2 separate regions of the Homo sapiens genome follow, and region 1 is linked to region 2. The links are chromatin loops, found by intact Hi-C in ENCODE. Cell type or tissue: mammary epithelial cell. All regions are shown on one strand. Links, peaks and the distances in the headings refer to the core of each region. The heading gives the core; the rest is flanking DNA.

What was found. Hi-C counts contacts between places; a loop is a spot of excess contacts. Peaks named below come from ENCODE experiments on the same cell type or tissue, not always from the same donor. Only the 100,000 strongest peaks of a DNase experiment are listed, where the experiment ranks them.
Region 1: a loop joins it to region 2, with 10 times the contacts of the local background. A loop is called at or near these places in 2 of 110 quality-filtered maps.

Annotation. Positions count from the first base shown.
Region 1 is chr1:9,098,922-9,104,280 of GRCh38, reverse strand. GPR157 (G protein-coupled receptor 157) reads left to right here. Exons shown (of 4, transcript NM_024980.5): 4 at 1-3,976. Among named protein-coding and RNA genes, the nearest start is that of GPR157, 28 kb to the left of the region's middle. RefSeq lists an enhancer at 1-182. In mammary epithelial cell, for the core only: a CTCF peak has its summit at 2,527 (motif pointing right); no DNase peak of the experiment used is centred there.
Region 2 is chr1:8,960,517-8,965,891 of GRCh38, reverse strand. CA6 (carbonic anhydrase 6) reads right to left here. Exons shown (of 8, transcript NM_001215.4): 5 at 3,236-3,305. Among named protein-coding and RNA genes, the nearest start is that of CA6, 17 kb to the right of the region's middle. RefSeq lists an enhancer at 2,608-2,902. In mammary epithelial cell, for the core only: a CTCF peak has its summit at 2,800 (motif pointing left); no DNase peak of the experiment used is centred there.

The DNA of each region.
Region 1 (5,359 bases), core at 1-5,000, 140 kb before region 2:
AGAGCAGCTGCCAACTCAGCTTCTTCTACCTCCTAGATCCTCAGGCAGCAAGTTCCACCGGTACCAGCGTCCTGGCCCACGGGTGGGCGTTCATCTGCATAAGGGTAGCAGTGAGATTCGGGAAGCCGGTGGCCCACAGCTGTGGCCACAGTGCCCCCACCCAGTGGACCTTGATGTCCTGAGGACCACACAGCACTGTTTACAATCTGAGGGACCCACATCTGTGCACCTATCCTCTGTGTGATTAAATAAGCTGTCAGGGGCCCTCAGAGATGTGTCCCCATCCACACATCATGGAGCAGATTCCCGGCTGGTCAGGGTGTTAAGATTCTCTGGAGAACCCGGCTTTCCTTGGAGACTTTGCTCAACAGAGGAACCAGTTGCCATTCACCAGGTTGAAGGTTCCCCTGAGGTTGCATGGTGACCACCAGGGGCAAGCACAGCCCGGCGCAGCTGCTCAGGGACAGCAGTCTCCCCGGGCCTCCTGGCCTCTCCCTCCATGGGCTGCTAACCCTTGCCGTAGCTTGGGTTTGAGTGTCAAGCACAGGCCAGAATCCACACTCCTGTCCCCACCTGTCAATCACTTCAGACACAGGTTCCCTCCTTCCAATTCCAAAGCTGGAACAAGGGCAGGAAGAGGCGTCTCAGGGAACCCCCGAAGACCCCACTGTCTCTCCAGCTCCTTTCTTAGAATCCTCCTCTTCTTGGGGAGACCAAAGGGGATGAGTAGGGAGGGGTTCTGGCTTATTTACTTCTTAGTTTAGTTTTTTGTAAGTAAAGTGGCCGGAGAGATGAGTAATCCAAATACGATTCCTCAGGCCGGGCACAGTGGCTCACACCTGTAACCCTAGCACTTTGGGAGGCCAAGGCAGGCAGATCACCTGAGGTCAGGAGTTCAAGACCAGCCTGGCCAACATGGTGAAACCCTGTCTCTACTAAAAATACAAAAATTAGCCAGGCATGGTGATGCACGTCTGTAATCCCAGGTCTTTGGGAGGCTGAGGCAGGAGAATCTCTTGAACCTGGGAGGCGGAGGTTGCGGTGAGCCAAGACCACACCATTGCACTCCAGCCTGGGCAACAAGAGTGAAACTCGGTCTCAAACAAACAAATACGATTTCTTCCTAAAGGTGAAGGTTTTAAGCTTCAGAGTCAGTTTTTTTTTTTTTTTTTTTTTAAAAAAGGAGCCTCATTCTGTCGCCCGGAGCTGATGTGGTGGTGCGTGCCTGTAGTCCCTACTACTCAGGAGGCTGAGACGGGAGGATCCCTTGAGCCCAGGGATTTGAGGCTTCATTGAACTGGGATGGCACCACTGCCACTCCAGCCTGGGCAACAGCAGGACCCTGTCTCAAAAAAAGAAAAAAACAAAGGATTCAAAAGGATTCAGCTGTTTTGTATTCAGCTGAGGTAAGTGGCGGCATGGAGCATGGAGCGATTATTTACATTTAAAAGAAAAGAATTGAAAGTAAGCACCTGTATCTCTATTTTTATTCTGTGGGTCTTCCACAAACGCTTTCGTCTTATTTCAGAAAACAGCTTCTGTGTTCAGTCACAGGAGCCATCGGCAAAGAATGGAAGTGGAAATGCTACCTCCAGGGTCTTGGTGAGAGAAAGTACAGCTTTACCTGATAGGTGATTTCCCTTGGAATCCATCAGAACTCGACAAAGCATGATTTTCTGAGCCTAGTAAAATGGTTCTGAATCAAAACCGAAGTCACGCTGTGCTGCCGATCCCTGTTTGACTCTCAAAACCAAAATCTGTATCAGGAAAGGAATAATCATTTAGCAGACTGAGTCCAAAATGCTCATTTTTGGTTTCCTGTGAAAATGGATTTCTTTTTGTCGCTTTCTTTTTTTTTTTTTTTTTTTTTGAGATGGAGTCTCACTCTATTGCCCAGGCTGGAGTGCAGTGGTGCAATTTTGACTCACTGCAACCACCGCCTCCCAGGTTCAAGCGATTCTCCTGCTTCCCAATCCCAAGCTGCTGGGATTACAGGCATGCGCCACCATGCTCGGCTAATTTTTTGTATTTTCAGTAGAGACGGGTTTTCACCATGTTGGCCAGGCTGGTCTCGAACTCCTGACCTCAGGTGATCCACCCACCTCAGCCTCCCAAAATGCTTCGATTGCAGGCATGAGCCACTGTGCCTGTCCAAGAAAACAGATTTCTTGATGGAAATTAGTGAGACAGACATCCCCTTAGGATTGAAAGAGAGCTCTGGGCTGCTCCAGGGAAAGCCACTTGGCAGAAATAGCCTCTGTAAGTGAATTCTGGATTCCCCTGAAGACGTTACAGCAAATCTCTGGGTATGTCTCTGGTAAAGACCCTCACTTGAGCTTCTAGAAGGGAGCGAAAATTCAGGAATTTGCTTGCTGCAAAAGAGAACATGATTAACAGGTAAAAGAGAAAAGACAATATAGGCCACAGAGGAATAGTGTTAGGATCAACCCTGCTCAGCAGGGGCCTCTGGAGCCCTCCCTGCTGTACCCAAGCCAGAGCTGAGACATGGCTCCCCAGATGGACTGGCTGTGGTCAGGAAAGGCCTGTAGAGGGAGCTGAGGGCTCAGAAAATACCTGCTCCGGGTGCCTGGGCTCAAGTTCTCATTCCATTTCTTTGATGCCACTGGCCACTGTATCTGCTTTTGTAAAAACCTCCAAAAAGTTATACATCAGGTATCTCTAGTCAGCTTCCTCCGCTGCCCACCTCTTGCCACAGATGAGTGATCACTGTGAATGGTGGTGACCAGGTGGGCAGGGCAGGGGCTTGTCTAAGTGCCTTAGCCCAGGCCCCTGGCCCATCGACCTCGAAAACAGCAATATCGCCTCCTTCTTAGATCCAGTTACCAAGTCAGTCTAGCTGGGTGGGTAGTGCTCAGACAGAAAGGCTGGATGGGAAGGAAGTCACATCCTAAAAGTCCAGGAGGGGGCCAGGCGCAGTGGCTCACGCCTGTAATCCCAGCACTTTGGGAGACCAAGGTGGGCAGATCACCTGAGGTCAGGAGTTTGAGACCAGCCTGGCCAACATGGTGAAACCCTGTTTCTACTAAATATACAAAAAAAAAAAAAATAGTTGGATGTGGTTTCGTGTGCCTGTAGTGCCAGCTACTCAGGAGGCTGAGGCAGGAGAATTGCTTGAACCCAGAAGGCAGAGGTTGCAGTGAGCCGAGACTGCACCACTGCACTCCAGCCTGGGTGACAGAGCAAGACTCCATCTCAAAAAATAAAACAAGTCCAGGAGGGGCTGTTACTTCTTTTTAGTTTATTTATTTTTGTGAGGCAGGGTTTTGCTGTCTGGAGCATCATACCCAGTCTGGAGTGCAGTGATGCAATCATGGCTCACTGCAGCCTCCACCTCCCAGGCTCAAGCGATCCTCCCACCTCAGCTCCCTGAGAAGCTGGGACCACAGGCCTGGCTAAATTTTGACTTTTTGTAGAGACAAGGTTTTGCCATGTTGCCCAGTCAGATCTCAAGCGAGGGGCTGTTACATCTGATCAGGGCAAAAGGGGCTGTGCTCCTTGGACACTTTGCACAGCCCCAGTGGGCTTCTTTCTCCTCTGTTAGTGTGGTTAATGTTCATCTGCCTGCATCCCTGAGTCACCCAAGTGTAACCTCAGCCATAACACGTACTGCAGCCGGAACGGTGTCCGCAGCTCAGCGTCCCTCTCCCATGCACTTTCTGAACTTTGGTCTTTTAACCAGGTTTACCAGCCGCTTTCTGCCTCTTTGTGCTTTTGAGGGTTTTTTGGTTTGTTTGTTCTGTTTTGTTTTTAAATAAAGATGATTATTTGGCCCAGGCTGAGGGTGCAAACAGAACTCTTCACGTGTCCACGACAAGAAAAATAGTTTTTACAAACTTCTAGTTGTGGCATCAAAAGTGTGAGTTTTTGCACCTGCAAAATTGTAATGCAAGCCCTGACTGGGTGGAAGCTGAAGTCTTGCTGTTTTAAATTAAATAAATAAATTATTTTTCTCCTATGTGTTTGGTAAAGTGATTGCCTCCTGATGTGTTGTGCAGGGTGGGGAGGGGGCGGTTGCAGGACAGGTGGCTCGCATTGGCCTGTGTTGCTGTGGTTCCAGAGCCTACCATGAGGCTGAGACCTGGAGAAGACAGCTCTGCCCTTCTCTCTTGGCAAATTAGCTAAAGAGGCAGCCGCCCTGTTGGCATAGCCAGCTTCCCCTGAGTTGACCTAATAAAGATCATGGGGGTGGAGAGATAGGGAGAGGGTTTTAGAATACAGATTCCTGGGCTTTGTCCACAAAGTTGGTGCTTACCAGGGGAATGAAAGGCACTCCTATAGCAGGACCCTAGTGTAACCGCCCAGTGGGTTCACCTTGCCTGCTGCCTAGATAGAGCCGATGAGGGTCAACAGGTCCAAGTTCCAAGCACCCATGACTTGGGGCTGAACTTGATTAAGAGAGATGCTCCAGGGCTGAGCTGCTGACCCCTTCACCCTTCATGCATGGTTGTATCACACACAGGGTGACCCGCCGCAGCTGCATCTGCAGGCCTCCTGGTGGTCAGGGACTGCTGGGACACAGGGTCTCTTCTTGGAAGGGAGCAGCCTTCCAAACGCATCTACTGGAGCTGGCTGCCTTGCTGCGTGACTTGCAGATCTGCACTGGCCATGCAGCCCCACCTCCGGTCATAGTTTTCTTGAAACTGCTCCGCCTTGGGAATTTTGCTGCCAAAAGCTCCTAAACTTTCTTCCACTGTCTGGATTTTGTGCAGTTAAAACTGCATTGAGGAGAATGGCTTGAACCCGGGAGGCAGAGATCGAAGTGAGCCGAGATCACGTCACTGCACTCCAGCCTGGGTGACAGAGCAAGTCTCAAAAAACAAACAAAACAACAACACAAACTGCATTGAATAGCCCCTAGAAGTGGCATCTTGAATTTGGTTATTAAGGTACAACATACACAAACTTAAGTAATATTAAAATAGCAGGCCTGGTCCTGCTACTTCGACGCGACCACCCTGAGGTTTGTTAACTATTCTCTCCTGCCTTTGTCTTTGCATCTCTAAACTTGATGCTATGTGCTTACCTGGGAGAAAATGGAAGCATCCCCTTGAGGCCCTCTCCTGTGACCCTCCACTCATCAACTGCCATGCGCCTTTCCCTTTCCATCTGTCTCCCCTCAGTGACCTTTTTTCACCTCTTCCCTGACCTCTTCTCCGGAGTTCTCTTCGCCTTCCTCACCCCAGCAAATGCAGCATGCATTCAGAATCCAGGCTCCGTGTTCCACACTGCTCCACACCACTCCACACCGTTCCCTCTTGCCTGACCTCCTGCTTCTGCCTATATGCAGCTCACACCCCACAGGGTCACCTCCTTCTGCTCCCATAGACTTCTAAGCGGG
Region 2 (5,375 bases), core at 239-5,238:
TTTTTGAAGCAGAGTCTCACTCTGTCACCCAGACTGGAGTGCAGTGGCACAATCTCAGCTCACTGCAACCTCTGCCTCCCGGGTTCAAGCGATTCTCCCGCCTCAGCCTCCTGAGTAGCTGGGAATACAGGCACCCTCCATAACACCTGGCTAATTTTGTATTTTTAGTAGGGACGGGGTTTCACCATGTTGGCCAGGCTGATCTCAAACTCCTGACCTCAAGTGCTCTGCCAGCCTTGGCCTCCCAAAGTACTGGAATTACAGGCGTGAGTCACCTCGCCCAGCCACTTCAGCCTTTAAAAGGAATGAAATTCTGATAACATGCTACAATGTGGGCAAACCTAAAAGACATTATGCTAAGTGAAATAATCCAGACCAAAAAAAAAGACAAATACTGTTTGATTCTACTTATATGAGGTACCTAGAATAGTCAAATTCTTAGAGACAGAAACTGTGGTTACCAGAAGCTGGAAGGGGAGATGGGGAGTAACTGTTGAATGGGTACAGAGTTTCAGTTTAGGAAGACGAAAAAAAGTTCCGGCAATGGAGCGGGGTGATGGTTGCATCATACTGTGAATGTTCTTAATGCTACTGAACTGTACATTTAAAATGGTTTAAGGGGTAAGTTTGTTGTTGTTGTCGTTGTTTGAGATGTTGTTGCGCTCTGTCGTCCAGGCTGGAGTGCAGCGACACAATCTCAGCTCACTACAACCTCCACCTCCCGGGTTTAAGCGATTCTCCTGCCTCAGCCTTCCGAGTAACTGGGATTACAGGCGTGCACCACCATGCCTGGCTAATTTTTGTATTTTTAGTAGAGACGGGGTTCAACCATGTTGGCCACACTGGTCTCAAACTCCTGACCTCAGGTGATCAGCCCGCCTCCGCCTCCCAAAGTGAGGGGATTACAGGTGTGAGCCACCGCACCCAGCCTTAAGTGGTAAGTTTTAATTCAGGCTGTGGGACTGCGTGGAGTCACTGAGATGAGACAGAGCCTGACTCCACCCAACATTTAGGGCAGGAGCCAGAAAGAGAGTGAGAGGGCAGAGCTGGGGCGCGCCAGACCACCCTTTGAAGGTAAACTAAGACGAGAAGAAGAGTGGCCCATAGATCTGACCGTCACTCCGGCTCCGTGGAGCATTGGGGCCAGCTCAGGGTGGGGTGGGTGAGAATGGAGAACAGGACTATTCTATGACCTTTTCAAGGGGAGCCAGAGAACTGGGGGAAGCTGGGGAATGGTAAGGTCAGGAGATAACGTTTGTTTGCTTGTGTTTGGAGGTGGGAGGAATTAGGGCAGATGTGTGTGCTGAGCAGGAGGCTTTAATAAAGAGTAAGACATCAACGATGCAGACCGGGCACGGTGGCTCATGCGTGTAATCCCAGCACTTTGGGAGGCCGAGGCGGGTAGATCACAAGGTCAGGAGATCGAGACCATCCTGGCCAACATGGTGAAACCCTGTCTCTACTAAAATACAAAAAATTGGCCAGGCATGGTGGTGTGTGCCTGTAATTCCAACTACTCAGGGGGCTGAGGCAGGGGAATCACTTCAACCCGGGAGGCGGAGGTTGTAGTGAGCTGAGATCATGCCACTGCACTCCAGCCTGGTGACAGAGCAAGACTCCATCTCCAAAAAGAAAAAAGAGAGAGAGAGAGAGAAATCAACGATGCAGAAGACCAGGGAGAGAATAGCAGGAAAGGAGGCCCTGAGCATGGGAGAGGAGTGGGGTTGGGCCCCACGTGGGAGGGGTGGTGTTGACAAGAGCAGGGATTTGTCATCCGTTGCAGCTGAAGAGGGGATGTGGAATTTGGTCCAGATGCACGTGGGTTAAGGAGCGGAGTGTTTCTGGCCTGTGGCTTCTGTCTTCTCAATGGAGTGGGAGTGGGAGCGTCAGCTCCAGGGGAATTGCTGGAGCCCAGGCACAGGGGCTTCAGGAGAGAGGAGAAAGCATGTGACAGGAATTTGGGAGGTCAGAAAGAAAATGCCCAGCGTGATACTTTAGGATTTCTGGGCACTGTTCATATTTGTAGCTATGAATAAAAAATAATACCAGTTGGCCAGGTGTGGTGGCTCATGCCTATAATCCCAAAATTTTGGGAAGTTGAGGCAGGCAGATCACTTGAGCCCAGGAGTTCAAGACCAGCCTGAGAACATGGTGAGACCCTGTCTCTACTGAAAATACAAAAAAACCAGCCAAGCATGGTGGTGCACCTGTAGTCCCAGCTACTCAGGAGGCTGAGGTGGGAGGATCAACTGAGTCCCAGAGGTCGAGGCTGCACTGAGCCATGATCGCGCCATTGCACCCCAGCCTATGCAACAGACCAAGACCATGTCTCAAAAATAATAACGATAATAATACCAGTTAGATGTCTATGGATTTCTGTCCAGTTGCATTCAGCTGTTTGGCTGCCAGCCAACCACTAAGAAAATAACTAAAAAAACTCCAGAGTTGGTCTGGAGATTTGCCAGGTGAGTTTGTGGAGGGGTGGAGGGGTGAGGGCTAGAGGGTGTTTGCATGGGAGTGTTGAGGGAGACTTGAGAGTATCGGGGTGGAATCTAAGCTGGGAGAGAGATGAAAGGACACAGGCGTCACTAGGAGCAAGAATGTGGAAGCCCCAGGTTTGGAGGACTCCGGTCAGGTGAATTGCAGGAGGGGCTGGGTGCTGAAGTCAGAGGACTGGGAGGCTGGGAGGTGTGGCCGGAATGGGACGTGTGAAGTCGAGGATGCAGAGCTATTGTGGTTATAGCTCAAAAGTCAAGGGTTGACCCTGGGTGGGAAATGGCTCTTACAAGAACGCCGCCCTCTGGAGGAGAGGGGACGGAAGAACACCCCGAGTGTCTGGATGTCCAAGTGGTATGACGAGGGCTTCCCTCTTGACATTCATCTCAGCTTGGAGCCAGGTGGACATCTCTCTAGCTGCCAGGACTGTCACTGCCAGCTGAGGTGACAGTCATCGAAGCAAGGATATGCCTACTTAGTGCAACTCCAGTCAGAAGTTCCAATCATGGGAAATGACACATCGAATTTATGCACAGGCTTCTCAGAGAGGTTTGCTGCCTAAGCCAACAGCAGAAATCACTGGAACAAGTAACCTGGCACAGGGAGGGATGGACTCCCTTGGCAGGGCCCACGGGCCACCCTCCCCACCAGCATCAATCCCCTGCCCCCTGGGCCCACCTCACACTCACACTCACACTCATTCCCCTTCCCTCCTGCAGCCACAGTTGGCTTCCCTTACCTGGGTACTTGATGTTGGCCAGATGAGAAATGAAGTTGCTGTAATAAGTGTTTTCAGGGTAATTCTTCACCTGCAGAGAAACACAGAGCACTGAGCGTAAGTGAAGAAGAGGCCCCAGCACCATCGCTACTAATCCAGCCACTCAGCTTTCTAGCGGATTGGGCCGAGCCTAGAGAGTAAGGAGAGGCAGCCTGTGCCGTCTTGTGTTTTGGCAGAGACAGTCTGGCTGTTCTTTGCTACCAACCACGCAGGTTCATGAGTCCTTCCAGAAAGGCATTATCTGAAGTATTTTGGCAGCTTCCAGGGAAAGAAGCTTGTCAGTCATTGGTGATGCCCTCAGAAATGGCCAACTCTTACTCTAAAAAAGTCCCCTGTGCGCTTGTTTTTGTTTGTTTGTTTGTGAGTTTTTTTTTTTTTTTAAGAGTCTTGCTCTCTTCCCCAGGCTGGAGTGCAGTGGCATAATCTCGGCTCACTGCAACCTCTGCCTCCAGGGTTCAAGCAATTCTCCTGCCTCAGCCTCCCGAGTAGCTGGGATTACAGGTGCCCACCACCACACCTGGCTAATTTTTTTGTATTTTTAGTAGAGATGGGGTTTCACCATGTTGGCCAGGTGGGTCTCCAACTCCTGACCTCAGGTGATCGGCCCACCTCGGCCTCCCAAAGTGCTGGGATTACAGGCGTGAGCCACCGCACCTGGTCTGTGCACTTGTTTTGGGCAGTGTCAGCCACAGTCAGATTCTTTGTGATGAGGAGGGCTTGATCTCACAAGTTCCCTTCTTCATCCTCAGGACTTCCGACAGAGAGCCAGATGTCCAAGGCAGAACGACTACAATTCCCCCAACACCAGGTCACTCTTTCTGAATGAGTATTGACTTTAACAGTCAGAAAAGTTGCTTTGGGTGAAAAAGGTCTATTTTCAATGGCTCTTTTCAGTCAAGTGGTGTTGATCTCTTTCACTGTGCATAAATTTGGCTTTCTTGGCTTTATGACTGCATTTGCTATTTGTTTTCTAGATGTCTCGTGCCTTTTTTGTTGCATTGGTCCACCTTTACTGCCTTCTTTTGTGTTAAGCAAATACTTCTCATTTACCATTTAATCATTTTTAGTTATTTTCTTAGTGGTTGCTCAAATGATTACCATATACAACTCAATCACAATCTATGTCAGGTTAATATTAACTTAATTTCAGTAAAATATAGCAACTTTGCTTCAAAAGAGCTCTATTTCATCCTCATCCTTCTATTTTTGTCATATGCATTATATCTACATATATTATAAGTCAGTGGTATAGTCATTGCTTTAAATAATCTTGATGGTTTTTAAAAAGAAATTAAAAGAAGAAAACACAAAAAATATATGTATGTAGTCTTTTCTATTCTCCATTTCCAGTACTCTTCACTTCTTTCTGTGGATCGGAGTTAACCGTCTGGTATTATTTTCTTTCAGCCAGAAAAGCATCCTTATATATGACTTGTAAGATAGACCGGCTAGCAATTATACTGGTTTTCGTATATCTGGGAATGTGTTGTTTCACCTTCATTTTTGAAGGGTGGTTTATTGGATATAGAATTCTTGATTGACAGTCATTCCACTGTGTTCTGATGACTTGAAAAGTCAGCCATTAATTGTACTGTCATTCCCCTACATATAATAAATCCCTTTTCTCTTGCTGCTTTCAACAGTTTGATTTTTGATGTATCTAGACTTGGGGTTTATTTATCAGACTTGGGGTATTTTTAGTTTCTTGGATTGATAAATTTATGTTTTTCCTCAGATTTGAGGCTTTTGGGCCATTGTTTTGTTTTGTTTCATGTTTTTCTTCCACTTTCTCTCTCTCCTTTCCTTCTGGGACTCCCATTATATATATGTGTGTGTGTGTGTGTGTGTGTGTGTGTGTGTGTGTGTGTGTGTGTTGCTATACTTGATTTTGTCCCCATGAGTCTGCAAGGCTGTTCATTTTTCTTCTGTCTTTTTTCTCTGTTTTTCAGATTGGATAATTTCATTGCTCTATCTTCAAATGCACTGATTCTTTTTTTCTTCTGCTGCCTCAGATCTGCTTTGGGCCCATCTAGTGATTCTTTTTCCATTTTGTTTATTGTACTTTTCAACTCTAGACTTTCCATTTGGTGCATCTTTAAAG